Regions from separate parts of the Homo sapiens genome. Here region 1 is linked to region 2. Evidence: chromatin loops called from intact Hi-C (ENCODE). Cell type or tissue: mesothelial cell of epicardium. All regions are shown on one strand. Links, peaks and the distances in the headings refer to the core of each region. The heading gives the core; the rest is flanking DNA.

Region 1 (16,102 bases), core at 4,593-12,592, 77 kb before region 2:
AAACAAGACTGAACCAGTAGGGTAAGGAGGAGGAGTCAGGGAGAATATGCTTAGGAGAAGCAAGAGCGTGGGAACTGCCTGGAGATTTTACAAACTGCAGGACCCAACTGAGGATCTGAAAACAATTGAGTCTGGCATATTGTTGACTGCAGGCAGGAGTGGTGAGGGCTGAGGCGAAAGAGGAAAGGGAGAACTGGATCTTATAGGGACATTTAGGCACCTTTTGAGCACCTCGCGAGTTGCAGAGGGGGGTGGATTTGAACACGTATAAAACAAATTTTGTGGCTGGGCACAGTGGCTCATGCCTATAATCCCAGCACTTTGGGAGGCTGAGACGGGCGGATCATAAGGTCAGGAGATTGGGACCATCCTGGCCAACATGGTGAAACCCGGTCTCTACTAAAAATACAAAAAATTAGCTGGGCGTGGTGGCACGCATCTGTAGTCCCAGCTACTCGGGAGGCTGGGGCAGGAGAATCACTTGAACCCAGGAGGAGGAGGTTGCAGTGAGCCGAGATCGCGCCACTGCACTCCAGCCTGGGCGACAGAGCAAGACTCTGTCTCAAAACAAAACAAAACAAAACAAACAAACAAAAAATTTGTGGACCCAGTTGGAGAGGCAATGGAAGATGAGGGGAGTGGTCAGAGCACCTGGAGTCGGATTTGGGGTCTGGGATTCTCAGAGCTGTAAACACGATGCCCAACCCCCGAGTCCACCGTTCCCCAGGGCATGCCAGCCACCCAGGAGGGGCACTTCTTTTCGAGGGAGGGTGGTCTTCTTGAAAACAGCCCAGGTGCCTCCCTAGCCCCCCTATCCTGTGATCCTGTCTGTCCTTGAGAACATCCCTTCTTCTTCAATCAAGGATTTGATGACTGTCCCTGCCCACACCCTATCTTCTCTCCTCTAGGCTGGGCAGTCTCAGGTCTTAGAAATCATTCCTGATGCTCCCTAATATGTCCAGCCATCCTGGCTTTCTAGGATCCCTGGAGTTGTGCCCCTGTGGGCCCCAGGCCCAGCCTGCACAATGCTGGGTTGCCTCAACGGCCCCTGTCTTAAGGCCTGCCTCACATGTTCAGATATAAACTTCCTAAAAGCCACCTTTGTGACCCAGCCCCAGCTCTATCTCCAGCTTATCAGCCACCTGCTTCTGAGGACAAGCTGGCTCTTGCAAGCCAGAGACCATTTCCTCTCCCCCAAGGACTTGCAGCCAATCTCCGATAGCCCTGTCCAGGAGAGGCAATGGACAAAGTGCAGGGTAGGTGTTTCCTGGTAGTGACTCCTTCCTGAGATAGTACAGAGACCCATCACAGGGAAGGCCCCAGCAAAGACTGAAGAAGCCAGCCAGGCAACTACCGTATGTTACTCACAGTTCATTAGGAGCCATGCAAAAAACCACAGTTATCTGCTGCATTAATTAAAGGAGAAGGGGGTGGGGCAAAAGGGAATATTGAATAAGACCTGGCAGAGTGGGGCCCTGGCCATGACTCCCAGGCAAAGGGGAAGTTTTTGTAATGAATATGACAGCTGGAGTCTTCCCGCTGGCCTTGGGAATTCATCACTGCTTTGAGATGAATTCATCACTGATGGGGCCTGGCTGCTGGTGATGCAATAGCCCCCCAGTGCTGGGCCTCAAAAAAGAATCAAAGAAGGTCCCAAAAGCCTATGTCTTAGAAGAGGGCTGTAGGGGGAAGCCAGAGGGTCTCAGTAAAACATTGAGTTTTGTCCCAGCTCCATCAAAGGAGACCAGAGAATGGAGGGCTGAGCCAAGGGCACAGCCTTCCTGGAAACAAATCTGCATTCTCTCTGTTACTCACAAGGTGTGTGACTCTAGACGAGTAACCTCACTGCCCTGAGCCTACATCACAGAATTGGTATGGAGAGTTAGGTAAACTGGGATGCAGATTTTACACATGGTGAAGCTGGGCCTGGTTTTTTTTTTTTTTTTTTTTTTTGTGGCTCCTTAAAAGCCTCAGGCCATGGGAGAGGCTTCCACCAAGGTGAGATAGAATCGGGGCATTGTCCTGAGTGTCTGAAACCCTTTGTCTCTCCCTGTCCTTCCTGGCTCTTGCTTACTTTGCCCTGGGCAGGTGGCAGGCCACTGTGTGGGAGTGAAGGAGCCATGCCTGAAGGGGGGCTGGGGTGGCTAGCCTGTACTCTGTTACTGTAGCATCCCACCAGCCTGGCCTCGCTCCAGGAGCCCTCGAACTGGATCCCTCTGACCTCTAGGACCGCCCTGCAGAAAGCACCAGGGGCCTTTCTCTAAAAGATCCACTGGCTCCAGGAGTGTCTCGGTGGCATAACAGCCCAGGCCATGCTATGGTACACCTAAAACTATAGTTATCAGCTCTTAATCCTGTCCCCCGCAAATCCACATTCCAACCACGCAGAACCTTCTGTTCTCTAAACGTCCCCACGCTTCTGCATCTCTTCCCAGACTGTCTTCGCTGCCTGAAACATTCTCCCTGATACCCCGCCTCCTTATCCTAGCACACACGGATCATCATACTCTGATAACCTCAGAAACATGCATTGACCTTCAACTGCGTGCAGTCAGGGTGAGGAGGGGTGAGGGCGCCAGGAGACTGAGGGTCTGGCCAGAGATAAGACCCACAATTTCTTCCAAACTACAACTTGCTCCGTTCAACATACATACACACACACACGCATGCACTTGCCACCCTCCAGGCCTTCGTTCACTCTTCCCTCTCCTTGTGCCCCTTCCCCTATCACCTCGTGCCAAGTAAGACTGAGCTCTCAAGCCTTCGCTCAGATGCCATCTCTTCCAGGAGCCCTTGCCTGGTGCCTTTCACCCAGAGCTTCTGCCCTGGTTTGGACCTCCCTCAGGATACCCATAATGCATGTGTGAATTCTGGCTGGCTCCATGTCCTTTGGCCTCAGTTCCCCCATCTGTTAAATGGAATAGTAACACCTAACCCATGGTGTAGTTACCGAGTTGATGAAGTACAGTAACTGACTTGTACTAAGTGCTGAGCAAATGTCAGTCTTTACCACCAGCAGCAGCAGCAGCATTTTAATCTCTGTATCTTTAGCACTGAGCACAGGGCTGAATACATAATTGGTACTAAATACTTGCTTGGTGGAGGGATGGATGGATGGATGGTTGGATGGATGGATGGATGGATGGATGGATGATGGATAAATGAGAGATCTAGTATGTTTCCAAAATAAGAGACAATCTTTGCTGGGGGGCGAGGGGGCTAGGAAGAGCCTGAAAGAAACTAACCTTCATCGTACACCTGCCATGCATCAAAGCTCAACATATATAAGTTGTCTAATTTGAGCCTCACAATAGCAAGATATTACTGCAGAATAAGGAAGTGGCTAATTCTGAGAGGTTAAGTCGGTGGATCAGTGTCACACAAGATGTAGTCAGGACCAGGGACTTTGATGGTCCTCGATACCTGGAAGGAGGAGGAGGAGGACTTGCTCCAGGCCTTAGCTACTGTCAATCTTAGACTGAAAATTCCTAGGGCATCTCTGTGGGCAGGGCAGGGCCACCCCACCCAGGCTGTCACATAAAGTGCTCAGCTGAGAACCTAGCTTTGGAGAACAGCAGAAAGGAAAGGCCGGGCCAGCGGAGGTGGCTTGGGGGCTGCCTGTGGAGGGTGGCTGGGGGACTCTCCTTCCTTCTCCAGCTCCTCCAGCACCACCCTCAGCAGCCTCCAAGAACAGAAGGAGTTAACGCTGGGATTAACTTCTTGAAGGAACCTGAAGTTTTTTAATCCTTGTTCTTTCCTCCTTCCTTCTCCCTCTCCCTTCCTGATCTTTACTCCGCCTGTGGGTCCCTCCTCCTTACTCTCACCTCCCCAACTCCAAAAACACTCTGATTGCCAGACTGGGTCAATGGTTAACACTCAACTGGCTTTATATAAGCCTGCCACCTGCCTGCTTGGCTGCATCTTTGGTCCTTCTGTTACCCAGCTCCTGGAGGCAGTGGCTGTAGCAGCCCTTGCTGCTCCACACCATGGCCACCTGCTGGCAGGCCCTGTGGGCCTATCGCTCCTACCTGATCGTGTTCTTCGTGCCCATTCTCCTGCTGCCTCTGCCCATCCTCGTCCCCAGTAAGGTAAGGACTTGGTGTTCTGAGCACAGATAACTCCAGGGGGCAGAGGAGGGACTGTCTGGGCCGGGGTTGGGCATCCTTAGGATCCAGCATAACTTCCTCACTGCCCCTGCCCTGGAAGTGAGGCTATCGCCCCCTGCTCCTCCTGAGGACTGAGGGCTAGGAGGTCAAAGGGGCTTTTGCTTGGCACCCAGTTGTAGGAGCCCAGCGTGAATTACTTAGGTGGGTTTGCAACCTACTGCCCTAGGAAACAGGAAACCAGTTCCATCAACAAGATGCAAGGGGGGCAGATGGAGCTGATCTACCTACTGTGTGCCCACCTAGCCCTGGACTGGGCTCCATGGCGGCTGAGATGGGCTGGCTGTGGGGAGGGGACGGCTGGGTAAGCAGCAGCAGAGTGAAGAGGGTTGGAAGGAGAATAGGAGAAAGCTGGCTGCAGGCGGTCTGCATCTTTAAGAGCATAAACAGGAAGAGAAAGAGTTCACCTGTGGATTCAAGGGCTAAGTCTGTGGAGGAGGAGGGGTGGGAGTTGGAAGAGGGGACCGCTGCAGGTAGACAGCACAAAAACTGTGCCCTGGATGGAGGGGGAGCTGGGCACAACCAGGCGTCACTGCCTCCTCCTCCGCCCCCAGCAGAAGTCATAACTTCATCTCTCATTAAATCAAGCCGCCAATGCCTGCCCTGCCCTAGGCACCCAGTAACCTTTTCCACCATCTTAAGAGGTCAGGCCTGACTGTCCCATTTGACAAATGGGGAAGGTGAGGTTAAGTCACTTAGTCAAAGTCCCAGGGCAGATCCAAGTTTCATGGAACTTGGATATTATACACTTTTGGGCCCCACTCTGTAAGAAAAAGGACACAAAAGTATTAATCTGAAATTAGTTTGGGGCTTTGGGAAGGGTCCAGGGGGAAGGCCTTGAAGTTCAATCTTCAGTCAGTCGGCCTCTGGCAAATCACACAGCTGGGAGGTTCAGAGCTGGGGGTGTGATCTGGTGCCAAAGCATGTCTTCTCTCCACCCTGCTGCCTCCTGCCCCACCCCACACCCCCAGAACTGCCCATCAAGCCATTTTCTTCCTTTTGTCATAGATAGAGAAATTGAGTCAGACTTTTTTGTTCATGGTATCCCAAAGGGGTGAGAGACTGGGGGTGATAGTGGCACAGCCCCTGGGCCCCTGACACCTGGTCAGTAACAAGGCCCAGCTGACCTTTGAGATGACCTTCATCTCAGGCCAAAGCCGGTGGCATCTCAGTGCTAGGGACCCATCAGATGGGTTTTCCGACAGGCTGGGGCAAGTGTGTTAACCCCAGGAGGGAAGCCAGACAGGGATTTTGATTTCTTCCCAATTCCCCTCGACCTGGGGAAGCACAGCACAGAAAGATTCAGTAACTTGCCCAGGTCACACAGGAAATCCTGAGTCAGTGCTAGAAGCCATGCCTGTTGGTGAGACTGGGATGTGTTAGGAGCCCCTGTCTTCTGTGCACCGTATCTGGCCCTGCTACCTGCCTCTGGCTCACAGATGCTGCCAGCCCCATCCTGACTCTGGTCCTGTCTAGGAGAGGCCAGCCCCTCTCAAGGACTTTGCTCCTGCAATTGTCCTCTCACTCTCCTACAAGATAAATATTTCCTCTCTGCCTGATCTCCCCCATCCACATACGGAGGTGCTGTAATATCTCTCATCTTAAACAAACAAGAGCTCTCTTTCAAGGCCACGCTCCTTCCAGGATAGTGCCTCTTTCTCTGCTCTCTCTCATAACAGGAAGTCTCAAGACACTGTCTACACCACAAGCGCACTTTCTCTTTTGTCAGCTCCCATCTCCAAGACTCAGATCCCATCAACTTCCTTGTGACCAAACCCTGGGCCACCCTCACATTCCTCAGTCCCTCGGCAGCATTTGTCACAGCTGTCACCCCGTCTTTGCCGTGCTGTCTTCTCTTGGCTTTGGTGACACCTTCTCCTGGTTCCTGCCCAGCCCTGCCCCTTCCCACCTTTCCTGACTCTGAGGTTCCTTCTCCATCTGACTCTGAGGTTTTCCAGGGTCCCCACTTCCCCTAGCTGATCTTATGCCATCTCGTGCTTTAAAAAGCATCTCTATGCCAATGAGTTATCAATCTGTAACCCCAGCCCTAAACTCTAAACTGGTATTATCCAATGAACACCAGCCATCTCCCTAATTGAATATTTTCTTTGTAAGCAGGATAAGCAGGTTACACTTTTCCACGTCCAAACCAAAACCCTTCCTGCCCTTCTCCAGTTGGCTTAGGCATCAAGAAATGCTTCAACCATCTACCTTGCTGCAACAGCCAAAAACTCGGGGGCATTCTTGATTCTTCTCCTTCCCTCCTTTCCACGTGCAGCAGAAGGTCCTGCTCATTTGATACCCCAAAATACTCTGAATGGAGTCACTCCCCGCCCTCGGATCCACTGTCTCCCCGGTCATTTCCCATGTGTCCCACTCTGCTCAAAACCCTACATTGGCCAGGCGCAGTGGCTCACACCTATAATCCCAGCACTTTGTGAGGACGAGGCGGGAGAATTGCTTGAGCCCAGGAGTTTGAGACCAGCCTGGGCAACATAATGAGACCCCACCTTAATTTGAAAAAACAAACAAACAAAAAAACCCTACACTGGCTTCCTGTCAAACTTAGGATAAAACCTCTTCAAGCAGCCAGAAGTCACCAAGGCTCAGCCCTGGACTCCCCAGGCTCCCTCCCCCTGTGACCCACCTCTCGCTCACTCTCCCCCACCCTCACCAGCTTTCTTTCTGCTCCTCACATTGCTCTGGACTGCTCTCCCAGATACCTCCTTCCTGTTTTTAGGTTTCAGCTTAAATCCACCTCCTTAGAAAAGCCTTCTCTGACCAACCCCAGTCATTCTTGGGGAAAAGCCCTGTTCTTTTGTTTATAGGGTGTTTACTCTCTGAAATCATCTATTTGCTTATTTTTTACTTCCTCTCTGGCTTCCTGCACTAGAATGTCGGCTCCGTGAGGACAGGGACTTTGTCTTGTCCCATGCAGAATCCCCAGTGCCTGGCACAAAGTAGATGTTCAAAAAATACTTGTTAGGCCTGGCGCAGTGGCTCACGCCTATAATTCTAGCACTTTGGGAGGCCAAGGCAGGTGGATCACTTGAGGTCAGGAGTTTGAGACCAGCCTGGCCAACATGATGAAACCCCGTCTCTATAAAAAAAAACACAAAAATTAGCCAAGCATGGTGGTGCACACCTGTAATCCCAGCTACTCGGGAGGCTGAAGCAGGAGAAACGCTTGAACCCAGGAGGAGGAGGTTGCAGTGAGCTGAGATCACGCCATTGCACTCCAGTCTGGGTGACAGAGCAAGACTCTATCTCAAAAAAAACAAATAAAAAACACCCAAGTTTTTTGTTTTTTTTTTTTTTTTTTGAGACTGAGTCTCACTCTGTCACCCAGGCTGGAGTGCAGTGGCACAATCTTGGCTCACTGCAAGCTCCGCCTCCCAGGTTCATGCCATTCTCCTGCCTTAGCCTCCCGAGTAGCTGGGACTACAGTCACCTGCCACCACGCCCGGCTAATTTTTTTGTATTTTTAGTAGAGACGGGGTTTCACCGTGTTAGCCAGGATGGTCTTGATCTCCTGACCTCGTGATCCGCCCGCCTTGGCCTCCCAAAGTGCTGGGATTACAGGCGTGAGCCACCATGCCCGGCCACCCCCAACTTTTTGAATGAAGAAAGGAAGGAATGTGCACACAGTGGATCCTGACCTGCATCCCTGTTGAATCTCTACTCTCTGTAATGAGTCCCCAAGCTTAGCCCCATGGCCCTGGCCTCCAAAGGGGGAAGAAGGAGCCCCAGCCTAGGCTCAAATTTGTGCCCATAATAATAATATTGACATTTGTTGAGTATATTTTATGTGCTTGACATTATGCCATGCACTTCAAAGCATTGTTAGATCATTTATTCCTTTCAAAAGCCTATGTGTCGGGCTGGGCATGGTGGCTCATGCCTGTAATCCCAGCACTTTGGGAGGCGGGCGCCCAAGGTGGGCAGATCACCTGAGGTCAGGAGTTCGAGACCAGCCTGGCCAACATGGTGAAACTCCATCTCTACTAAAAATACAAAAATTAGCCAGGTGTGGTGGCGCATGCCTGTAATCCCAGCTACTCGGGAGGCTGGGGCAGGAGAATCGCTTGAACCCGGGAGGCGGAGGTTGCAGTGAGCTGAGATTGTGCCACTGCACTCCAGCCTAGGAGACAGAGCAAGGCTCAGTCTCAAAAAATAAAAAAAAAAAGCCTATGTGTTACATGAGGTTACTACTACTATCTCCATTTTACAGACATGTAAACTGAGGGCCAGTGTGGGGAAGCAATTTGCTTAAAGTCCCAGCTAGGAAAAAAGTTTGAACTGGAACCTGGTGTTGGAGTCTCTGCCTGAGGCTCCCTGGGAGGCCGGTGGTGCCCCCGCTGTGACCCACCTCTCAGGCCATCCTTTCTCATGTCCGTCCAGCTGTCAGTCAGTCCTCCCACCATACTTCAGTCCAGCATATCTGTTGAGCTCTTGCTCTGTGTCAGGGGTTACCAAAAGGAATACAGATGTTCCATTCTCAAGTTGCTTATAGTCTATAGGAGGAGACAGGTGTTTACACCACACAAAGGTTCAGCCAGAAGGCTGCAGAGCTCAGAGGAGGGAGCAAATTCTTCCAACTGAGTCAAGGGAGAATCTGAAGGAGGCAACATTTGAGTTGGGCCTTGAAGGTTGGTGGAGTTTTAACAGTCAGAGGCATCAGCAGAACAGGTGAATGGAACCACAGGAGGAAAGATGTAGGGGCCAGGAATAGTAGGGTGTGTTTGAGGGGTGGCAACAGAACCTTGAAATGCTAGTCACTCTCTGGTGGTCCCAGCAGATGGGGAACAGGAGGGCCTGGGGTCTTCCTGCTCTCCCAACCCTGCAGCCAGACATGGAAACCTTACATCCATTCAAATGTATTCATCCAACCATGCATTTTGTTAGTGAACATAGAACTCAGTACTGTGTGACAAGTACTGTTTGGGTGTGTTGGGAAGAGAAAGTGGGAGGAGTGGGGAGACATACAAAAAGCAGAAACAATGCAGCAGGCTATGACCACAGCCTGGGGAGGGCTGCTCTAGATGGGGTCAGGGAAGGCCTCCTGAGGAGGGTGTTCCAACACTCTGGGAGGTCAAGGTGGGTGGATCGCTTGAGTTCAGGAGTTCAAGACCAGCCTGGGCAACATGGCAAGACCCTGTCTCCTCACTAAAAAAATTAGCCAGGTGTGGTGGTGTGTGCCTGTGGCCCCACCTACTTGGGAGGCTGAGGCAGGAGGATCACTTGAGCCCAGGAGGTTGAGGCTGCAGTGAGCCATATGGTGCCACTGCACTCCAGCCTGGGCAACAGAGCAAGACTCCTATCTCAAAAATAAATTCTCTATAGTCAGCCAAGCACAGCTCTGGGTAAAGAGCCATCCAGGCAGAACAAGCAGTAAGTGCAAAGGCCTGCAGATGGGGAGAGCTTAGCAAATTGAAGGGATTAAGCAAGGCCAGTGTGGCTTTGGGGGCTCGAGTGAGGCCTTAAGAGGCCTCACTAGATTGCTTAAGTCAAGTTTAGAGAAGAGGGTTGAGGTCAGCCAATGTCAGCCCTACAAGGCTACAGGGAGGAGTAGGGATTTTGTGCTGTGAGCATTAAGGGGTGAATAACTTACGACTCAGGGGTTGTTCAGCTAGTAAGTTACAGTCACAACACAAACACCTCCCAGGACCCAAAGGCATCTGTAAAAACAGTCTCCTAGTGGCTCAACATTGGCCAGGACAGAATTCAGCTGAAGTCAATATTGCATTTATTGTAAGGCCAGAAGGCAGAATTTCTTAATCTGAATCACTGGCCCTTTTAGAATGCATAAACATTACATGTGTTTGAATTTTAAAATCTGTGTAATTAAGGCTGGGAGTGGTGGCTCACACCTGTAACTCTTGCACTTTGGGAGGCCAGTGCAGGAGGGTGGCTCGAGTTCAGGAGTTCAAGACAAACTTGGGCAACGTAGAGAGACTTGTCTCCACTAAAGATCAAAAAAGTTGGCTGGGCGCAATGGCTCATGCCTGCAATCCCAGCACTTTGGGAGGCCGAGGCAGGTGGATCACCTGGAGTCAGGAGTTCGAGACCAGCCTGGCCAAGATGGCGAAACCCCATCTCTACTAAAAATACAAAATTAGCTGGGCGTGGTGGCACATGCCTGTAATCCCAGCTACTCGGGAGGCTGAGGCAGGAGATTCTCTTGAACCCAGGAGGCAGAGACTGCAATGAGCCAAGATCACGCCACTGCACTCCAGCCTGGGCAGCAGAGTGAGACTCTGTCTCAAAAAAAAAAAAAAGGGGGGGTCAAAAAAATTAGCTGGGCATGGTGGCGCGTGCCTGTGGTCCCTGTTACTTAGGAGAACCAAGGTGGGAGAATCACTTGAGCCAGGGAGGTCAAGGCTGAAGTGAGCAGTGATCATGCCACTGCACTCCAGCATGGGTGACAGAACAAGGCCTTGTCAAAAAAAAAATCTGTGTAGTTAAAATACTCTTAGTGCAAGCTGTTCCTGAACCTCAAAGGCAGGGACTTGGATGATTCACTTCGGGCATGAAAACTATACAAGGAATTTGGACCTCTGTTCTGGGCCCCACCTCTACCTTTTGAGATTTCTTGGCCCTCAGCTGAGATAGCAGAGTCCAGTGAACAAAACATGGATTTTGGAGCCAAACAGGTGTGGGTTCAAATCCATTCAGCAGCGTGTACTGCCGTGTGACCTGACCGAGCCTCTTCAAACCCTGCCATCTCTAAGGGGTGTTGTGAAGATGAGCTGAGATAGCACACATATACGTAGAGTACCTGGCACCTGGGGCTTGATAAACACTTGCTCCCTTCGCCCTCTGCCTCTTATCTGAATTCCTGGGCCCCTGGAAAACACAGACTGGTCTGGAGCCCTGTGTGGATACCTCACTTCTTCTCCATTGCTCTGTTCAAATGGGCTCTTGTGCTTAGGAGGGCCTCAGATGTTCCCACCTATAGAACAGGAAGGAATGTCTGGTCACCCACCAGATTGGTGAGCTGTGTCCCTAGGAATACCTGCAGCTGTGTGGAGGTAGTTTTTCTAGCCTCTGGGATGCCTGGAAATAGGATAAGAAGAAGGACCCAGCCTCAAAGGCCAGGGGGATCCCTGGCGTAGAGTCCCCAACTTGGATTTTGCCCAGATTACTAAATCGTGTCCCTGTTTATCGGCACCTGCTAGGTGAAGGCCAGGAATGGGAAAGTAAGTCACCCTCTTCGACAGTAAAGTTTCCTGGATGTAATCCAGCAGCGAGGCTCAGGGCTGTCACAAGGATCAAATTCGTAGAGGAGCTTGCATTTTGCTCTTTAGTGCATACAGGCAGGGCTGGCCCTGGCCCAGGCTGTGATATCAGGACTCTTCTCCCCACTTTTGTTTTCTCCAGCACTCAAAAATTCATTGTTCCCTTTGGCCTCTTAAAACAGAAGCTGATGCAACAAAGTCATTCACATCAAGGTGTGCAAATCAATGAAGGACACTTGAATGAGAACAAGCAAAGGGTAGGAAGAGTCACCGCCATCACGTGCAACTTGAGGCAGGCATGGGGTGGGAAAGCTTTAGAATGGTCAAAAGGGAAGGCTTCCAGTGCATGCTGTTGGGCACAGGGAAGCCATAGGCGGCTAACTAGAAGCAGCACCCCAGGTGACTGGTTAGGGGAGCACATTTCGCTTTCTGGGCTTGGTCCTGAGTTGGAAGTAGGAGTAAAGAGTTTGGGGCAAAAATCAGGGGAATTGGCAATCATCGAGCAAATCCTGAGTGTTTAGGGCTTACTGCTGTAGAGGTTGTCGTTTGACTTCTCGGCTGGTTATTACAGAAGTTGTGAAACATATTTTTACATATGAACTGGCCATTGTCCCCTTTGTATATTCAGTCCTCAAAGAATTAGGCATTTGGCATCTGCCTATTCTTCCTGGAAGAGACTTCCATCCCTCCACACTCTTTCATGTTTTTGTTTGTTTGTGAGATGGAGTCTCACTGTGTTGCCAGGCTGGCCTCAAATTCCTGGGCTCGAGCAATCCTCCTGCCTCAGCCTTCCATGTAGCCACACACCACTGGACCCAGCACCTTTTCATATTTTAATAGCTGTGTTTATTTATTTGTTTAGGTTTTAAAAGTTAAGGGTTTGTTTGTTTGTTTGTTTGTTTGTTTTGAGACAGGGTCTCACTCTGTCACCCAGGCTGGAGTGCAATGGTGCAATCTCAGCTCACTGCAACCTCTGCCTCCCGGGTGGTTCCGGTGATTCCCCCACTTCAGCCTCCCAAGTAGCTGGGATTACAGGCACATGCCACCATGCCCAGCTAAGTTTTTTTGTTTGTTTGTTTGTTTGTTTGTTTGTTTTAGTACTTTTAGTAGAGACAGTGTTTCGCCATGTTGCCCAGGCTGGTTTGAACTCCTGGGCTCAAGAAATCCTCCTGCCTCAGCCTCCCAAAGTGCTGGGATTACAGGTGTGAGCCACCGCACCCAGCCTATTACCTGTATTTCAATAAAATTGGTTTCCTTTGTAGTCTTATGTATTTTATTGGTGCATTTAAAAACATTATTCTAAGACACTGGAATGCTTCATCAGGCTGCCAAGGGGATCCTGGTACCAAAAAAAGTGTACAAACCCCTACATCAGAAATTTCCCTGAATGCATACAAACACTTGCACACAAATTTTTTAAACCGCGTGTGGTAGTATCTGTGTAATATTTTATTAAACCACAAGTCTGACCATGCCACTCTCTCTCTGCTTAAAACTCTTTGAGGCCTTCTCTCTTTTTCTCCCGTCTTCCAGACAAATTCCTAGATCCTCTCAGGGCAGACAAGGCTCTTTCCAAGAATGCATCTTGATCTTTTATGTCTCATTCTGTTCTACATTTACTCCCTCACCCCAACCCCCTTTGCCCACTAACTGAACTCCTACTCACCCCTCAGTACCCGCTCAAGGTTCCCTCTCTGGAAGCCTTCCTCAACCCAAACAAAAGGAGGCTCAGGGACGGGGCCCCTTCTCCTCTGAGCGCCATTCTTCTGGACTCTGCTTTACAGGTGCTTGGCAGGCTGCCACCCAGTGCCTCGCCTTGCTCCTGAGACCCGGGAGTGCTCCTGCCGGCAGCATGTCCACTTGCTAGGGGCAGAGGGGCAGTGGGAGTGTCCCCCATGTGCCAGCCTGTCCCCACCCTTGGGTTAACCTTCAGTCACCAGGAGGAATAAGGTGTGACACCTCTGAGACTGTGGGCACATGTGCTGCTGCCTGACAGTCACAGGCTGTACTGTGCCAGTGACAGAGGCCATGATGCCCACAGGTCCCACACCTGCCACACACCCCGGGTCCGGAGTCTGCCCTGGACTCCTTGGCACCTTCACTTCCATTTGTGCCTCATGTAACCTCTCTGGTTCTCCAGAAGCCCAGGAGCACATTTCTCTCCCAGCACCAACCCTGCTATGGGCTCACAGGCTACAATGCTTTAAAACTTATTCCTGGCTGGGCACGGTGGCTCACACCTATAATCCCAGTGTTCTGGAAGGCTGAGGAGAGAGGATTGCTTGAGCCCAGGAGTTCAAGGCCAGCCTGGACAATATAGCGAGACCCTCATCTCTACAAAAAAAAAAAAATTGTTTTAATTAGCTGGGTGTGGTGGCACATGCCTATAGTCCCAGATACTCAGGAGGCTGAGGCAGGAGGATTACTTGAGGCCAGGAGATCGAGGCTGCAGTGAGCTGTGATCACATCACTGCACTCCAGTCTGGGCAACAGAGTGAGACCCTGTCTCTTAAAAAAAATTTTTTTTAAAAAAACCTTATTCCTACATTTGTTAGCTCTCTTCGTCCTTACAGTAGCCCAGTTAGGTGGATGTTTCTGTTATCCCCATTTCCAGATGAGGAAACTGCATAATGGAGATAAATGTGTTTACAGCAGCGAATGCTTGATGTTTCTTACCAGAAAAGCTGAGAGAGGTTAAGTAACTTGCCCAAGGACACACAGCAGTAAAGCGGGGACTCAGCACTCAGCATGTGCCCTGGACATGTGCTTTCCCACTACAGAAGAAGCAAGCTGCCTGGCTTAGGGTTTGGAAGCCCCTCTGGGGGTTTCTGTCTTCAGTCTGCCCTTCAGGCCAGCCCACACAGGCACTCAGACTCCCCGAGGGCCAGCGCTGGGCCTGACTGATGCCTGTACCCCTAGGGCCCACGTTCATTCACCCACTCATTCAGTGTCAACTCTGCTAAATAGATGCCAGGCACCTCGCTGGGGTGAGCAGAAACAGACTTGCACCCTGCTCCCTGGAGGGTAGAGTCTGACAACAAAGATTGATACTCATCTTTTAGTCCCTAAAACTAAATGTTTAATTGCAGACTATGATGAGTGCTATGCAGAAGAGGTACAGGGACTTAGAGTGTGAAAAATGGGAACTATATCCCCTCCTGGAAGCCAGCCTGAAAAATCAATATTTGAGCTGAGATCTCAAGAACCAGTAGATATCAACTACGCAAAGTAGGGAGGGAAGAGAGGTCCAGAGAGAGGAAATCGTGTGCAGAGGCCCTGTGGCCAGAGGGAGGATGCAGTATTTGAGGAACCCACAGAGGGCTGGTATGGCCAGAGCAGAGAGAGTAAGGGGGAGAGTGTTAAGACATGAGGCACAGACCAACTCTAAACTTAGGTTCCTGAAAGCACTAGGAAGCCACTGAAGAGATGTGAGCTGTTTTGAGATGAGTGTGTGTGTGTGCTGGGGGAGGGGAGGTGCAAATTAAACAGATTTGTGCCTTGAGATCACTCTGGCTGCAGCAAGGAGAAAGGATTTCAGGGTCAAGAGAGGAAGCTGGGAGATGAATAAGGAGGCTTTTGCAGAGGTCTTGCTGAGACTTGGACCAGGCTAGTGGTCCAGAGCTACAGAGAAATAAATGGGAGCACTCAAGGGGCAGAACCAGCAGGACTGGGTGCATGGCCCAGAGAGGGTATTTGTGGAATGAGTGGCTGATGAACAGGCAGGAGACCCAGGGTCTGCCTGAAGTGGGCTTCCAGTCACAAGGATTGACTGCTGGGTGGAGAAGAGTGAGGATCTGAACAGGGTGACTTCCTTGGGGGTGGGGGTGACACCAGTGGGAAAGGAGGCTTTACAGACCAGGCCAGCACCTGAAAAAGAGAGACAGGCTAGATCATAGAGGAGAAAGAGGCTACGCCCCCGTCCTCAGGAGCCCATAAACAGATCTTGAGAGGAGAGTAGCTGCTACAGTCAAGGAACAGAGCTGGGGAACAACCACCCTGCTGGCCTGGGGAAGGAGGAGGCAGGGCCAGAGGTAGAAAGAAGAGCATTCGCCACCAGGAGAAAACTCTTCCCTGCTGGTTTCTGAGCTCCAGGAGGGGCCACCAGGGACTGTGGTGCAGGCCATGCCTTGCACAACTCCATATGAGAATGGCGACCTGGACTTGTGCAGTGCAGCAGTCCTGGGGAGCAGCCAGTGGCCAGCGTGTAAACCAGCTGAGTCCAATGCCATAGGCTGTCAGTTGAACTTGGCTGGCCTAGGTTCCATAGAGCTGGGTTGCAAGGCAGAGAGCACTAGAGTGACCTGGAAGGATAAGGCTGATCCCCAAATCCCCACTTCTAGAGCTGGGAATACTGACCTTGTAATTGGATATACTGTGTGCCTAAGAAGAAAAGACCCCTAGGGCTCTGCCCTCAGGGAGTGCCCGAGAGTACCTGACCCAGGGGGCCTCTCAGAACACTGACAGCTCCTCAGTCTCAAACCCAAACCCTCTAAGCATCAACAACTGTCAACAAGGCAAAGCTAGACCTCTCTGAGTCTTGGTTCTGCCCTTTTCAGAAAATTACTTTGAAATGCACAGGCCAGGCACAGTGGCTCACACCTGTAATCCCAGCATTTTAGGAGGCTGAGGTGGGAGGATCACTTGAAACCAGCAATTCGAGACCAGCCTGGGCAACAAAGCAAGAACCATCTCTACAAAAGA
Region 2 (16,092 bases), core at 1-8,000:
TCTGCTGCTTTGGAAGCTCTAGGGCTCAGGTCCACTCCAATACATGCCCCCCATACCCACAGAGAGGCCCCCCCCAACAGTTATTCTCACAAAGGGGGCCAGGGCAGGTTGCTGGTGAATGTGGCCAAGGTGGAGAGCCACTGTCTCTCCATGCACCTTTCATCCTTTGAGGCTCATCCAAAGCCTCTGCTATGAGGTTTCCTAGCCCTCGTTCCCTGCCTATGATGACCCCCTCCCCTGCCCTGAAAGCCAAGTTGTTTGACTCCAGGCAGCAGCTATGAGCAGCCCTGTAGGGCCCAAAAATACTACTGATCAAAGAGCCCAATGTACACAGCATGCATAGATGCCAGGCACTGTACAGAATCAGAGGACTTATCTTCACAATAATCTTACGAGAAAGGTATCATTATCCCCATTTTACAGATGAAAAGACATGCTCAGAGAGGTGAGGTTACTTGCCCAAGGTCACACAGACAATTATATGGCAGAGTTGGAACTCCAACCCAGGCAGTCCAGCTCAGAAACTCTTAACCACAGTGGAGACCAAGCCTCCCTTGATGACAGAGCCCCCAGAAGAGGACAGGTGCTAGTCCAGGCTTGGAGGGACATTATGCCACTCCCCATGAGAGGAACCACAGCCAACACACTAAAGCTGCCTGCTCAGTTTCTTTCCCGGGGAAGAAAATGGCCCAAGTCTTCCTGGAGGATCAGGGTGAGGGTATTAATGGTTGGGGAGACATGAAGAGTCTGAATGCCTCCCAAGTAACTCAGCCTCCACCTAGCCTCCAGCGTGGGGGCTGAGGACAGGCTGCACTCAGCCCCTCTCTTCATTAGTGCAGGGACGGGCCTCAAAGCGCTCTGGAGACTCCACAGCTACAGGGCTATGGTTGCAGCTGCTGCCGCACGTACCTCCACGCTGGGAAAAGGGGACGGGCCCCTGGAAAAGGAAGGAATAAATCTCGAAAGGGAGAAGAAGGAGGCACAGAGAGAGATCAAGGGAAGGGGGTACACAGAGATCTCAGACCTGGCGGCAGAAGGGAGAGCAGGGGACACAGGAGAGGGGACTCGGTGGGGGAGGGGAGGCGGGAAAGGGGGCGGGGGCCAGGGCTTGGCGCGCCGGGAGGGCCCCTCGCACCCTCTCCCCTTCCCACCCGCGGGCGGCGCTCCCTCGCGGGTGCTCACCACCGGTGATCCGCTGCAGCCCCAGCACGTCCTCCGGCCCGATCGGCTGCTTCCTCTGCAGCGGCCCCGGCCTGGGCCCTGGGCCTGCGTCCGGCTCCGACTCGGACCCAGATTCGGATTCCGCAGGCGGCTGTGGTATGGGGGCCACGCTCTGGCCCGAGGGCCCCGGAGCGGACTCCGTCGCCGTCCCGGCCCCACCGCCGCCCTTCTTCACCTTCATGGCCTTGCGGGGCCGAGGCTCGCCTGCTGCTGCCGCCGCTGCCTGCGCCGGCTGGAGCCGGGGGAAGTGGGAGCATCCGCAGCCCCGCCCCCGGCCGGGGCCCCAGGTACTGCCCCGCCCCGGCCCCGCCCCTGGGGTGGGCCCTGCGCTGATCCCGCCCGCCGCCCGGCCCAACCCTCCCGAAATGCGACGGGCGCGGGGGATGGGAGTCGGGGTATCCTGCCCTGGGCTTCATTCTGTTTTTCTAACACTTTCTTGTACTGGTACTAGTGGGGTCCTGACTACCTCTCCGCTTACTCATTGTGTTCCAGCCTTTCTGCCCGTGAGTTCCAGGCTCAGGGTCTCTGCTTGGATGGTCTTCCCCAGATGGCCTCTTTTCTCCTAGTCACAGCTCAAATGTCATCTGCTCAAAGGGCCTCCCTCACACCCAGTCTGAAGTCCTTCCCCCTCAGTCACCATCTGACCAGCCTGTTTTTGTCTTTCTAATGCATTATGTGAAATTATTTTTATTTGTCCGCTGACTCTTCCCCCTGAAAGCTCAGCTCTGTGAAAGCACTGGTCCTGCCTACTTTGTTCTCTGTAGGACCCCTGTACCTAGCAGAAGGCTCCCTGCAGCTGGTGCTCAAGACTTTTTTTTTTTTTTTTTTTTTTTTTTTGACCTGATGAATTAGTATCTCAGGTAAAAAGCAGATGCTAACAGCCTTGGGCAATCCAGCTAGGAAGGGCACATGGCCACGTGGAAGCAAAGTGGACCTGTGGGCACAGGAGGACAAACACCAGGAAACTGTTACTTACGCGTGAATGCAGAAAGAGTAGAGCTCAGACTTTGTATCATTCCAATTCATATTCAGCCAGTGTTTATTAAGAGCCTACTACACGCCAGACACTTTACATGCTGATCACATTTACTCCTCACAACCATCTTGTAAGGGAGACATCATCAGTGCCATTTGAACAAATGAAAAACTGAGGCTCAGAGAGATTCAATACCTTATCCAAAGCTCTCCAGACAATAAGTGCAAAAACAAGGATTTGAATTCAGGACTGTTTGATTCCAAATCTGGAACTTTCTGGAACCTCTGACACACACACACACACACACACACACACACACACACAGCACCATGTCCTGAGCTGCTGCCTCCTGGACTCCCGCCAGACTGCACCTGACAGACAAAGCCAACTAGGAGGGAGGGGAGTGAGGGAGAAGGTCCCACAGGTGACCAATGCCTGGCCCCTTCATGACAGCAGGGGCTAGGGCTGTCCCACAGGGACTAGAGAGAGGTGTGGAAGGCAGGGACTTTCCCATAATGCTCCCTCCTCTCAGTGCACAAGTGTGCTATGTTGAGAAATGGGGCAAAAGAACAAACAGTCCTTGCCACAGAGGGAGACAGGCAGCAGCCTTATCAAACAAGATAAGGAGACCCGGATGATGTGCCTTTTGAGGCCCCTGGTGGTGGAGGAGGATTGAGCCAGGTGAATGGGAAAGGAAGAAAAGATGAACCCATCTTGGAGTGTTGTACTTTGGTTGCTGGAGAGCCAACAGTGGAGACTGGAGACAAATATTTAAGTCATTCCGGCAGGCCCCATGTACGTGCCTCACAATCTAACACCGCCCACCTTGGCCAGAAAGGAAGGCTTCCTATGGAGGTGCTGCCCTGCTCAGTCTGTCTTCTCAGGCTTTCTCCAGGACTTGCGGGTCTCCAGGAAGATCTTGACCAGGGACAGGAGGATGGGCACAGCCATAGGCAGGAAGAGTGGGATGTAGATGGCAAACTTCTGGTCATCAGGGAAATAAAGGAGGTGGAGGAGTGACGGGTCAAAGAAGGCAAGCTCAGAGGATGTCACAGCTTCCTGGCTGGCGACAAAGGCAGATGCCAGGTGCCCAGACGCCAACTCTTCTGCCGACTTCTGGACGGCAGCTACAGCCTTGTACACCTAGGAAGGAGAAGGGACAAGAGGGTATACCAGTAAGTCCTAGGCATTGGTGGAAAGGGTGCTGGGCCTTACTGTGCCTTCCATCTACCAAGGAAGATGCCTGGAGTTCATCCAGGATCTATGGAAGTCTTTCTACAGGGATATGGTTTATTTTCCTAGGGTCAGCTTGAAACCTCGCACTCTCATCTGCACTCCTGCTTGGGGGCTGGTACTGCCGTCTAGAGGAAGGCTGGGACACTAAAGATGGCAAGCCCACACATACCATGGACCTCACAGGCTCTCTGGTCTCACCACACTCTGGCCCTCTCTGGCTACTCCAGTCCCAAGCTGCAGAATCCATCCCCTGCCTGCTTACCTCAGATGCCACGTCGTCCTTAATGACAATGTTGCTGATCTTGCCCAGAAGCTGCGCCAGGGAGGTAAGGGTGGTGGTGGCTGTGGCCAGGTTCTCCACTGACCGAGCCCAGAGCAGCCGGTCTAGCTCCCAGGTCATTAGCCCTTCACTCGTAGGCCCTGAAAGCAGGCATTTTGGAGGCAGCTGGGGCTGAGCAATCCCAAAGAGCAACCTGTAGGAACATCGGAGTAAGATCAAGGTGGCTGAGACCACAAGGCGGGAGATCATGGCTAAGATTTCTCAAATATCTGTCCTGAGCCAGTGATTTTCAATCTTACCCAGAACCATAGGGGTTAAAGGGAAGTACCTCAGGGTCTTGGGGGCATAAGGGGCAACACCAAACAAGTTGGCCCCAAACGCTGCTTCAACAGGTGTTTCTGCTTTTACCTGTTTCTACATTAGATTTCCAAGATCTTGTTTTTTAAAAAAAGGTTCCATGGCTAAAATACTTCTGATAACACCAACTCAGTTTAATCCTTTCACCTTTTCTACCCTCTCTTTGAACAAATGGGGCCAATGGGACTTAGCATTAAGGGATGATCCAGGACTGCCTTTGCCAAGGCACATGTGCTGTGCTTCTCTAAGCCTGCATCCGTGAGAGACACTGCTAGTCAATCAGAAGAATACTCTTTCCTAATGAGCCCAGATACAGCCTTAGAATCCTCAACACAGAGCCTCAGGCAGCCACTCTCAATCCATCAGGCAGCATAAGAATTAACAGCTATTTTCTTAAGCAGCCCTAATCACACTCCATGGACCTGACATTCATGAGTCTATTTTTCTTAAAACTGGTTTTGCTGGCTGGGCACAGTGGCTCACGCCTGTAATCCCAGCACTTTGGGAGGCCTAAGCGGGTGGATCACGAGGTCAGGAGTTCAAGACCAGCCTGGCCAAGATGGTGAAACCCCGTTTCTACTAAAATTACAAAAAATTAGCCAGTTGTGGTGGCGGGCACCTGTAGTCCCAGCTACTCGGGAGGCTGAGGCAGAGAATTGCTTGAACCCGGGAGGTGGAGGTTGCAGTGAGCCAAAATGGCACCACTGCACTCCGGCCTGGGCAACAGAGCAAGACTCCGTCTCAAAAAAAAAAATAAATGATTTTGTCACCTACTAGTCCTTCTTAGAAGGATGATGGGATCCTTAGAAACTTTTCTTGGTTTCCCTGGGGCTCTAGGCACAGCCAAGATATCCCTGCCAGGTAAGACTTGATTCCACTTTGCAACTCCCCTCTACAGCCAAGGAGACTATGTCCCCAAGTGGATCATCCAGGACCTCACCGCAACTGTGCCAGGAACACCTCCATCACTCGCACCATGTCCACCTCGACTCTCACTGGCAGCACTGAGGCATTATAGGTTTTGGAGTCAACATTATATACCTGAAAGGGGGAATGAGATTGCCACAACATCATACCAGGCCCTTGCACAGCTCTGCCCTAGGCACTCTGGAGAGAAAAGGAAAACATATTCTGTGCTCTTTAGAAGCTATAAACCTCATGGTATAGCTAATATTTTTTGAGTACCTACTACGGAGAGCATTAAATACATTATCCCAATTACCCCCTTGAAAGTCCTGTAGAACATATTTTTTTCTTATCCCATTTTAGAATTCTCCCCCATGAGAAACTTCCAGTCTAACAAGGGAGACAAGGCTCCCAACCTTGCAAGACTCCCACAAATAAGGCGAAGATCTAAGATGGACACAGAATGATCCTAGGTAAGGGCAAAGGGTCACAGTATAGAAAACACTGGCGGAAACAAAAGTGGGGCCGGCAGAAGAGGGGCATGAGCACATAGCACCCTCACCTTCCTGGTGCCTGCCCCTCCCACAGGCTGGGCCATGGAGGACACCAGAAGGAAAACAGAAGGAACACAGTTTCAGGGACACCTGCCTGTCCCAGAAGCATGGGCTCTGGGGTCTGCGTAGTGTGACTATTACCATAATGCCACCCCAGCGGGGACTATGGAAGGCATTGGTGGCCACTGGAGCGCCATCCTTGTCCTGAATGTACAGCGGTGAGTGTGCAAGCTCAGGCACGTAGAGTAGAAAGTTGAGCACAGGGTACAAGGAGGCAGCACTGGATCCTGTGGTATAAAGGGAAAGCAGAATATCAAAACATGCTGGACCTGGACCTTAGTCCCAGGTCGGCCTCTAACTTGCTGGTCACTCACTCTGGGACTGATTCCCCAACTAACAATCATTAGGATATCCTCCTGTCCAGGGTGTCTCTAGTAAAGGGCTTCAGAATGTTCTCCCGAGATGTGCCATACCGATGGAAACATAGTCCTTAGCTCCAAAACACCCCCGAATTCTCCCTCCTCAAAGGCCCCTTGACTGTCTACGACAGCTTTCTTGGCCACTCCCACAATGTACCCATATTACTACAGATAGTTTTATGCAAACCAGAAATCTGACCTTATGTCAGTTCCCTGCTTAATATCCCTCAATCACTAGCCACCCATATCAGGTTAAAGTTCAAACTCCTTAACATGGTCCTTTATGACCTGGCTCCTGCCTGCCTAACCGGCTTCATCTTTGGTCACTCACTCACATTTCAGCCACACTAAACTACTCTGAGCTTCCTGAATGCCTAAGCTCTCTCACTTGTCTGCATCTAAGCTCACAGTTCCCTTTGCCTGAAATGCCCTTCTTTTCTCTACTCAGCACTGTCATAAGGTAGTCCCTCAGTCAATGTTTGCTGAATGAATAAATGAACGGAGGAATTTTCTAAGGCCTCACATGCCACCCCCTCACAATCCTTGGGCCACACTAGCCTGCCTCTGGTATCTGAGATTCCACAATTAGATATACTCACTTTGGTTTGCCTGTGTTACAGTTCTTAGTCACACCTCCTCTTCCTAGTTTCCACCCGAAAAATGAAAAACTCTAATACTAGCTTCAAGGTTATTCAACCTCAATCAGCAGAACTGTCAATTCAAATTCTGCCCTCAAGTACTTTTGCTGTTGTCTTTCCTATGTGTGTGACAGCCTCTCTCCTAGATGGCTTTTAGGGAGATAGACCCAGCCTAGTCATTCATTTGTAAAAAGTGCTAGGAATCACGTTTAATAAATGCTTTTGGATATGATAGGTGTGAAGATGGAGATATCAACAGAGCATCATGAAAAAGGAACCTAGGGCTCAGGCATAGTGGCTCACGCCTATAATCCCAGCATTTTAGGGGGCTGGGGTGGGAAGATCACTTGAGGGGAGTTCAAGACCAGCATGGGCAACATAATGAGATCCTGTCTCTAAAAAAAATTTTGAAAATTAGCCAAGTGTAGTGGCACATACCTATAGTTCTAGCTACTCGAGAGGCTGAGGTGGGAAGACCACTTGAGTCCAGGAGTTGGAGGCTGCAGTGAGCTATGACTGTGCCACTGCACTTTAGACTGGGCAACAGAGCAAGGCCTTGTCTCAAAAAAAGAAAAAAAGGAGCCTCAATCTCCACAGTCTCCTCGGACCAACCCAACCTGGGAACCATCACTGTATATAATCCACCTCCAACTCCTGTCCCCTACCCAGCTGAGCCGTCAGGGTCCCTCCCTAGCCTGGCAGAAAAGAAAGACCCTCATCCTTAGGTGCTCACCCAGCCGGGACTCCACTGGGTTGATGACATGGGGGAGGCTGTGCATGTCCAAATAGTAGCTGGAGGAAGCTGAGTCAAAGCGGGGATTCACCCCCAACATTGCATAGTAAAGAATCTGTAGAGCAAACAGGGAGTGGTTACTTTGTTTAGATTTATATTCTACTTTCTCCCAAAAAAGATTTGAGGTGCCTTAAAAAAGACACAATCAGGACAAGGCAACATATAAGAGACAAAATCAGGGCTGAGAGAAAATAATTGCAGAAGAAAATAGCAAAGCCAAGGGTAAACTGAATAAACTAAATACGTGCTTTAAAAATCACGTATTTTACCAGGTTTCCTAACAGTCTACACAAAGAGAGAAACAAAGAACAGCATAATTCAGTGTCTACAAGATCAAATCAAGCCAGTTATTCAGAAGCAATTACTCCCACTAGGAAGACCTGATAAAAATTTCTCCCACGTGTTTTCCCTACAAGGAGACAGCGTGATACAGAAAGCTACATTCTTCACATCTTTTTTTTTTGAGATGGAGTCTCACTCTGTTGCCAGGCTGGAGTGCAGTGGCACAATCTTGGCTCACTGCAAACTCCACCTCCCGGGTTCAAGCAATTCTCCTGCCTCAGCCTCCCGAGTAGCTGGGACTAAAGGTACGCGCCACCATGCCCAGCTAATTTTTATCTTTGTAGAGATGGGGTTTCACCATGTTGGCCAGGATGGTCTTGATCTCCTAACCTCGTGATCCGCCTGCCTCAGCCTCCCAAAGTGCTGGGATTACAGGCGTGAGCCGCCGCACCTGGCCCTTCACATCTTTATTGTTACTACAATAACAAATTTCAGGAAGCATTTTTCTAAAAACTAAATTCCTTAAGAATGGCTCTGCTGGGCTCCATCACTCACACCTGTAATCCCAGCACTTTGGGAGGCCAAGGCAGGTGGATCACGAGGTCAAAAGATCGAGACCATCCTGGCCAACGTGGTGAAACCCCATCTCTACTAAAATACAAAAATCAGCTGGGCAAAGATCAAGACCATCCTGGCCAATGTGGTGAAAACCCGTCTCTACTAAAATACAAAAATCAGCTGGGCATGGTGGCACGCACCTGTAATCCCAGCTACTCAGGAGGCTGAGTCAGGAGAATCGCTTGAACCTGGGAGGCGGAGGTTGCAGTGAGCTGGGATCACACCACTGCACTCCAGCCTGGTAATAGAACAAGACTCTGTCTCAAAAAAAAAAAAAAAAAAAAAAAGATGGGTCATGGCATTAACATCTAAGCACAATTGGTGAGTACAGGTCTAGAGGGAGCTATAGGAAGGTGGTTTGTTAACAAGCACTGACAAACTCTCTCAATAGGATGCCAAGGAAGTAAAGACACCAGAATCTGCCCTCAATGGATGGATGGACACAGACAAGGGCACACACGCACCCCCAGTACCCACCCTTATGACACTCACATACATATACACACAGGAAATTCCTAGCAAATCAGCAAGCTCTAAGAGATGGAGGAACAGACTGCACTTGTAAATATGTATAGACATTGAAAAGGACTCCTCAACTTGCTCCCGGTCTCACCTGAGAGTCCACAGAGAAGTTGCCAGCGGCACCGAGGGCATTCAGGAAAGGTTGCACATAGCGCCGGACAGCCCCCTCAATGTCCCAGTAGACATCATGGGACTTGGGGTCTGGGTTGAGTAAACTGAAGGTGATCTCATAGCCTACAGAAACAGGAGTCAGGGAAGTCAGAGGCTCTTGTGGATCAAAGAAGAGGGGCAGCCTGTACTCCCAGCTGAGCTGAACTTGTTTCTCCTCTGGAATGGGGCTGCTTTCCATCATGGAACCAAAAGGAGGACAAAACTGGGATGAGGAACACTGAGTAAGAAAAAGCTGCCGGGCGCTGTGGCTCATGTCTGTAATCCCAGCACTTTGGGAGACTGAGGCAGACGGATCACTTGAGGCCAGCACTTCAAGACCAGCCTGGCCATCATGGAGAAACCCCATCTCTACTGAAAATACAAATATCGGCCGGGTGTGGTGGCTCACGCTGTAATCCCAGCACTTTGGGAGGCCGAGGCAGGCAGATCATTTGAGGTTGGGATTTCAAGACCAGCCTGGTCAACATGGTGAAACCCCGTCTCTACTAAAAATACAAAAATTAGCTAGGCATGGTGGTGGGCGCCTGTAATCCCAACTATTCAGGAGGCTGGGGCAGGGGAATCGCTTGAACCTGGGATGCGGAGGTTGCAGTGAGACAAGATCACGTCACTGCACTCCAGCCTGGACGACAGGAGGCTCCGTCTCAAAAAAAAATAAAATAAAAATAAAAATACAAGAATTAGCCAGACATGGTGGCATGCACCTGTAATCCTACTCAGGAAACTGAGGAGTGAGAATCACTTGAACGTGGGAAGCAGAGGTTGTGGTGAGCCAAGATCACGCCACTGCACTCCAGTCTGGGCAACAGAGCAAGACTCTGTCTCAAAAAATAAAATAAAATAAATAGGCCAGGTGTGGTGGCTCACACTTGTAATCCCAGCACTTTGGGAAGCCGAGGCGGGCAGATCACGAGGTCAGGAGATCGAGACCATCCTGGCTAACACAGTGAAACCCCGTCTCTACTAAAAATACAAAAAAATTAGCCAGGAGTGGTGGCGGGCACCTGTGGTCCCAGCTACTTGGGAGGCTGAGGCAGGAGAATGGCGTGAACCCGGGAGGCGGAGCTTGCAGTGAGCCGAGATAGTGCCACTGCACTCAGCCCAGGCAACAGAGTGAGACTCCGTCTCAAAATAAATAACTAAAAAAAATAATAATAATAATAATAACATAAAATAAATAAGAAAAAAATTGAGACTAGAGAAGAAAGGAGAAAGAAGTTGGCATGCAGATTTCCCTCCTGCCCCATGTAATTCATTTCCTCTCCCTTCATGTGGCAGAGCCTGGTGCCCTACCCAAGCTGGACTTGAGAGGCCGCCTCTTCTCAGCGCTCCACTTGTCCTCTGGAAGGTGGTCAGCCAGAGCAGCAGCAAGCACATCCTCAGTCAAAGACATGGCCTGGGCCACCTGGACTATGCGGCGGCCAATGATGTTAAAGGCCTCCCGGTGCATTATCCCCCGCACCACTGCTGTCCTCTTGGGCCCAATGTAGCTCATCATGTCCTGTGGGGGTGAGCAAGAGACAGAATGCCCATGGCTCAGAAAAGAAAGCCAAAAAGCACCCTGGCTCCTACTGTTCCGAATCTGCCCCTTTGCCAATGACCAACAGGTTTGCACCTCTCTTGAGATTCATGAGCTATTAACTCAGCATTTCTGAGCTATGAGTATATATTGAGTATTTTCATTTGTCTCCGTTCTCTTCTTTTTCCCAGTTGACATGGGTCCAGGCAGCATCTAACTCTTCAGGGGCTGGTAAAATGGTGAAATGGAAACTCAGAGATGGCATGCTGAGCAAGAAAAGCGGAATAAACAGACAACTGGAGAGTCTGATATAAAAATGGCACATGGCAAAGAAACAAGTATTCATAATAGCATTATTTCTAACAGTAAAACCTAGAAATAATCCAAATGTCCATTAGCAATAGAATGGGTAAATTATGTTTATGTTTATACAATGATACATAGATTCAACTACATAATTATGGATGATTCTCTCACCAGGCTCTGCCACATGAAGGGAATAAAATAAAAGTGGCAGAGGAACATGTGTTATAAGCCACCATTTATATAAATTCAAAAATGTAAAATTAAATACATTGTTTACAGAGATACAGCATATGTGATCAAACTCTAAGGAAAAGCAAGAAAATTACAAACACAAAATCTGGTTGCCTTGGGCCAAAAGGGAATGGAGTATAACCATGGAAGTACACACCGTGCTACTGCACTGCAGTTTGTGAGCTGGGGGTGGGGATGGGGACGTTCATTAACATTTTCTTTAGTGCTTTTATAAAAATTAAATATTTGATTATAAATTTTCTTTTTGAGACAGAGTCTCACTCTGTCGCCCAGGCTGGAGTGCAGTGGCACTATCTTGGCTCATTGCAACCTCCACCTCCTGGGTTCAAGTGATTCTCCTGCCTCAGCCTCTCGAGTAGCTGGGACTACAGGCACCCACCACCACGCCCGGCTAATTTTTGTATTTTTAGTAGAAATGGGGTTTCACCATGTTGACCAGGCTGGTCTCAAACTCCTGACCTCAAGTGATCCGCCTGCCTCGGCCTCCCAAAGTGCTGGGATTACAGGCATGTGCCACCGCACCCGGCCGATTCTTGTATTGTTAGTAGAGATGGGGAGTGCAATGGCATGATATTAGCTCACTGCAACCTCCACCTCCCAGGCTCAAGCGCTCCCCCTGCCTCAGCCTCCAAAAGTAACAGGGACTACCACATCCAGCTAATTTTTTTTATTTTTTGTAGAGATGGGGTTTTGCCATGTTGCCCAGGCTGGTCTTGAACCCCTGAGTTCAAGCAAACTGCCCGCCTCGGCCTCCCAAAGTGCTGGGATTACAGTGTGAGCCACCAGACCCAGCCAGCATTCTTTATTAAAAATATGTGGAGGACGGGTGCGGTGGCTCACGCCTGTAATCTCAGCACTCTGGGGGGCCAAGGCAGGTAGATCACAAGGTCAGGAGTTCGAGACCAGCCTGACCAACGTGGTGAAACCCCATTTCTACTAAAAATACATTACATGGCACATGCCTGTAATCCCAGGTATTCAGGAGGTTGAGGCAGGAGAATCACTTGAACCCGGGAGGCGGAGGCTGCAGTGAGCCGAGATCCCGCCACTGTACTCCAGCCTAGGCAACAGAGCAAGACTCCGTCTCAAAAAAAAAAAAATTTTTTTTTGGAGAGTTTTCTGTAGCAAATGGAAGAAATGGGTAGCAATGATGCAAGAAGGAGGTGACCCAGGAGTCCACGAGCTGAAGGGATAAGGCAAAGTCGCAGCCTCTCTGTTACCTTACCTGGGGAAGAAGTGAGGAGTGTTCAGATATCACGTACACAGTCAGGGAGCCCTCCGCTTGTTCCTGAGGCTCATCTAACATGGCTTCTGCCTCTGGGGGCAAGAACAGGTGGTACACCAAGAGCAAAACACCATTCCATCTCCCCCCAGCCCCAAAGAATGCCTAACCCACCCCTTCACTCACATTCAGCTGACACAGTGGTCAGGCTTGGGTAAGCCAATCAACCTCTCTGGCCCTCAGTGGACTGGGCTGAATCCCACAGTTCCTCATTCCCAGCATTCCAAGAGAGGTTTTGGAAGTAAGCCAAAGCATGGGAACTATGCACTTAGAGATCAGAAGGAAAAAGAGGGCTTCACATTAAAATGGTGTGCTCATCCCTTCCCATACCTTGCACACTGCCCGATGACAGGGCCTCCTCCTCATGGTCCAAAGCCCTCCGATAGGCCTTCTGGAAACGGCATTTGATTTTCATTTTGTCTGGGAGGGATAAGAAGTAGCACAATGAAAAGGGCAAGCATCATGCCTCTGCCCACCTTCCCAGACCTAACACTGTCCAGCATCTGAGGACAGCAAGATGGCTGTTTACAGAAAAAGACCAAGCAGCTGCAGCCAACTCTAATGATTTCTGCATAGATGATATCAAACACATGACACCCATTTCGCCCATCTGCCGCAGCTCTTGCCTTCACCTCTGCACACACTGGTCCTTCAGCGTGAAACGTCTTCCCACTGGGAAATCTATTTCAATAGTCATTACATTAATAGGCAAAAGGAGAAAAACTGTATGGTCATTCCAATCACTGCCCCAAAATAATTAAATTCAGTGAATGTTCCTGATAAAAAACAAAATACACAGGCTGGGCACGGTGGCTCATGCTTGTAATCCCAGCAATTTGGGAGGCCAAGGCAGGCGGATCCCTTGATCTCATGAGTTGGAGATTAGCCTGGACAACATGATGAAACCCCAACTCTACAAAAAATACAAAAATTAGCCAGGTATGTGCCAGACATGGTGGCTCACACCTGTAATCCCAGCACTTTGGGAGGCCAAGGCGGGTGGATCACCTGAGGTCAGGAGTTTGAGACCAGCCTGGCCAACGTGATGAAACCCCATCTCTACCAAAAATACAAAAAATTAGCTGGGTGTGGTGGCAGGCGCCTGTAATCCCAGCTACTCGGGAAGCTCAGGCAAGAGAATCACTTGAACCCAGAAGGCGGAGGCTGCAGTGAGCCGAGATCACACCATTGCACTCCAGCCTGGGCAACAAGAGCGAAACTCCATCTCAAAAAAAAAAAAAAAAAGGCAGTTATGGTGGTGCACACCTGTAGTCCCAACTACTTGGGAGGTTGAGGTGGGAGGATGACTTGAGCCTGAGAGGCAGAGGTTGCAGTGACCTGAGATGGCACCACTGCACTCCAGCCAGGGTAATAGAACCAGACCTTGTCTCAAAAAAATAAAAAATAAAAACCACACACTTAATGACAAAATATTAAACATAATTCTGTAAAGTTAGTAATAAAACAAGGATGCCTGCTATCTCCTCTATTCTCATTGTTATTCAGTATTGTTCTTTCTAAAGTTCTTGACCAATGTAATATGTGAAGAAAGAGAAAGAAAACTTAAAAGTATTGGAAAGAAACAGATAAAATGGCCACTTTGAAGTAGCATAATTATTTCTCAAGAAAATCAGAGAACCAACTGAAAAACTATTAGAACTAGCAACAGTTCAATAAGATGACTAGATACAAGGATATGCAAGAATCAATACCCGCATAAATACCAGCAATATCCAATTAGAAACATCTTTTAAAACCTCAATCACATTAACAATAAAGTATAAAAATACCCAGGAATAAATGTATAAAACTATAAGAAGAAAACTTCAAGACTTTACTGAAGGACATAAAATATCTGAACAAAATGGAATAGCATACAAGGCCCCTAGATGAATATTATAAAGATGTCATATTATAAAGACTATTATAAAGATGTCAACTCTCCCCAAATTAATATATACATGTAAGGCAATCCTGAAGGGATTTTTTTTGCCTCCTGAAACTTGACAAGCTAAACCTAAAATTTATTGAAAAAGTTCCTCTTTTCTTTATAAAAGAATTCCAGGTCATACATTTCTTCCAGAAAGAAGAAATGACAGAATTGTAAAAGTCACTAATTTGGCCAGGTGTGGTGGCTGATGCCTGTAATTCCAGCACTTTAGGGTCCGAGGTGGGAAGATTGCTTAAGCCTAGGAGTTTGAGACCAGCTCGGGGAACACAGTGAGACCCCGTCTCTACAAAAAATTTAAAAACTAGCTGGGGCCAGGTGCACTGGCTCACGCTTGTAATCCCAGCACTTTAGGAGGCCAAGACAGGCGGACTGCTCGAGGCCAGGAGTTCAAGACCAGCCTGGCCACCATGGTGAAACCCCGTTTCTACTAAAATTACAAAAATTAGCCAGGCATGGTGTCTGTGCACTTGTAGTCCTAGCTACTCAGGAGGCTGAGGCAGGAGAATCACTTGAACCCGGGAGGCGGACGATGCAGTGAGCTGAGATTGCGCCACTGCACTCCAGCCTGGGTGACAGAGTGAGACTCTGTCTCAAAATAAATAAATAAATAAACAAATTAAATAAAATAAATAAAAAATTAGCTGGGCACAGTGGCACATTCTTGTAGTCTCAGCTACTTGGGAGCTTGAGAGCTTGAGGTAAGAGGACCACTTGAACCCAGGAGTTCAAGGTTACAGTGAGCTATGATTGGGCCACTGCACTTCAGCCTGAGTGTCAGACCCTATCTCAAAAAAAAAAAAAAAAAAAGGACCCCTTGTCTACTTTTTCTTTTCTTTTTTTTTTTTTTTTTGTTTTTTTGGGTTTTTTTTTGAGATGGAATCTGGCTCTGTTGCCCAGACTGGAGAATAACAGTGGGATCCCGGCTCACTGCAACATCCGCCTCCCCATTTCAAGCAATTCTCCTACCTCAGCCTTCCAAGTAGCTGGGATTACAGGCATGTGCCACCACACCCAGCTAATTTTTGTATTTTTAGTAGAGACAGGGTTTTCCCATGTTGAGCAGGCTGGTCTTGAACTCCTGACCTTAAGTGATTTACCCGCCTCAGCCTCCCAAAGTGCTGGGATTACAGGCGTGAGCCACCGCGCCCAGCCTACTTTTTTTTTTTTTTTTTTGAGACAGAGTCTCGTTCTGTCTCCCAGGCTGGAATGCAGTGGCACAATCTTGGCTCAATGAAACCTCTGCCTCCTAGGTTCAAGCAATTCTCCTGTCTTGGACTCCAGAGTAGCTGGGACTACAGGCACACACCACCACACCCAGCGAATTTGTGTATGTTTAGTGGAGAAGGGGTTTCACTACATTGCCCAGGCTGGTCTGAAACTCCTGACCTCAAATGATCCACCGCCTTGGCCTCCCAAAGTTCTGGGATTACAGGCGTGAGCCACTGTGCCTGGCCACACACCAGTAGTCCTACCTACTTGGGAGGCTGAGGTGGGAGGTCTGATTGAGCCTAGGATTTCAAGGCTGCAGTAAGCTATGATTGAGCCACTGCACAGCAGTCTGGGTGACAGAGTGAGACCCTGTCTCTAAAAAAAATAAAAATTAAAAAAAGCATTATCTTGTGACTGCTAATGAAATGGATTCCATGATCAAATAGATGCTAAAAATATGTAAAAGGTTGATGAGAAACTCTAAAATATAGAGATCAGGCTGACAATACCTGAACTCACTACATAATCTTTGCATCACCCAAAATGGAACAACTAGCCATTAAGTGCTTCAGGATACAACACAATAGGAAGTACACTGCA

The links. A loop is a pair of places that touch in the nucleus more often than their neighbours do. Peaks named below come from ENCODE experiments on the same cell type or tissue, not always from the same donor. Only the 100,000 strongest peaks of a DNase experiment are listed, where the experiment ranks them.
Region 1: it touches region 2 in a loop (26-fold over the local background); 2 of 110 quality-filtered maps call a loop at or near these places.

What each region holds. Positions count from the first base shown.
Region 1 is chr17:28,469,727-28,485,828 of GRCh38, forward strand. It overlaps SLC13A2 (solute carrier family 13 member 2), which reads left to right and starts at 3,918. Exons shown (of 12, transcript NM_003984.4): 1 at 3,918-4,088. The coding sequence starts at 3,987. RefSeq lists enhancers at 13,289-13,802, 15,226-15,275. In mesothelial cell of epicardium, for the core only: no CTCF peak of the experiment used is centred there; no DNase peak of the experiment used is centred there.
Region 2 is chr17:28,551,156-28,567,247 of GRCh38, forward strand. UNC119 (unc-119 lipid binding chaperone) reads right to left here and starts at 1,469. Exons shown (of 5, transcript NM_005148.4): 1 at 1,183-1,469. The coding sequence starts at 1,402. It overlaps PIGS (phosphatidylinositol glycan anchor biosynthesis class S), which reads right to left. Exons shown (of 12, transcript NM_033198.4): 4 at 12,663-12,752; 5 at 12,276-12,367; 6 at 10,267-10,474; 7 at 8,894-9,036; 8 at 7,321-7,435; 9 at 5,672-5,817; 10 at 5,011-5,111; 11 at 3,696-3,906; 12 at 2,232-3,340. The coding sequence ends at 3,065. RefSeq lists silencers at 1,086-1,135, 1,196-1,645. In mesothelial cell of epicardium, for the core only: no CTCF peak of the experiment used is centred there; DNase peaks (open chromatin) are centred at 916 and 1,516.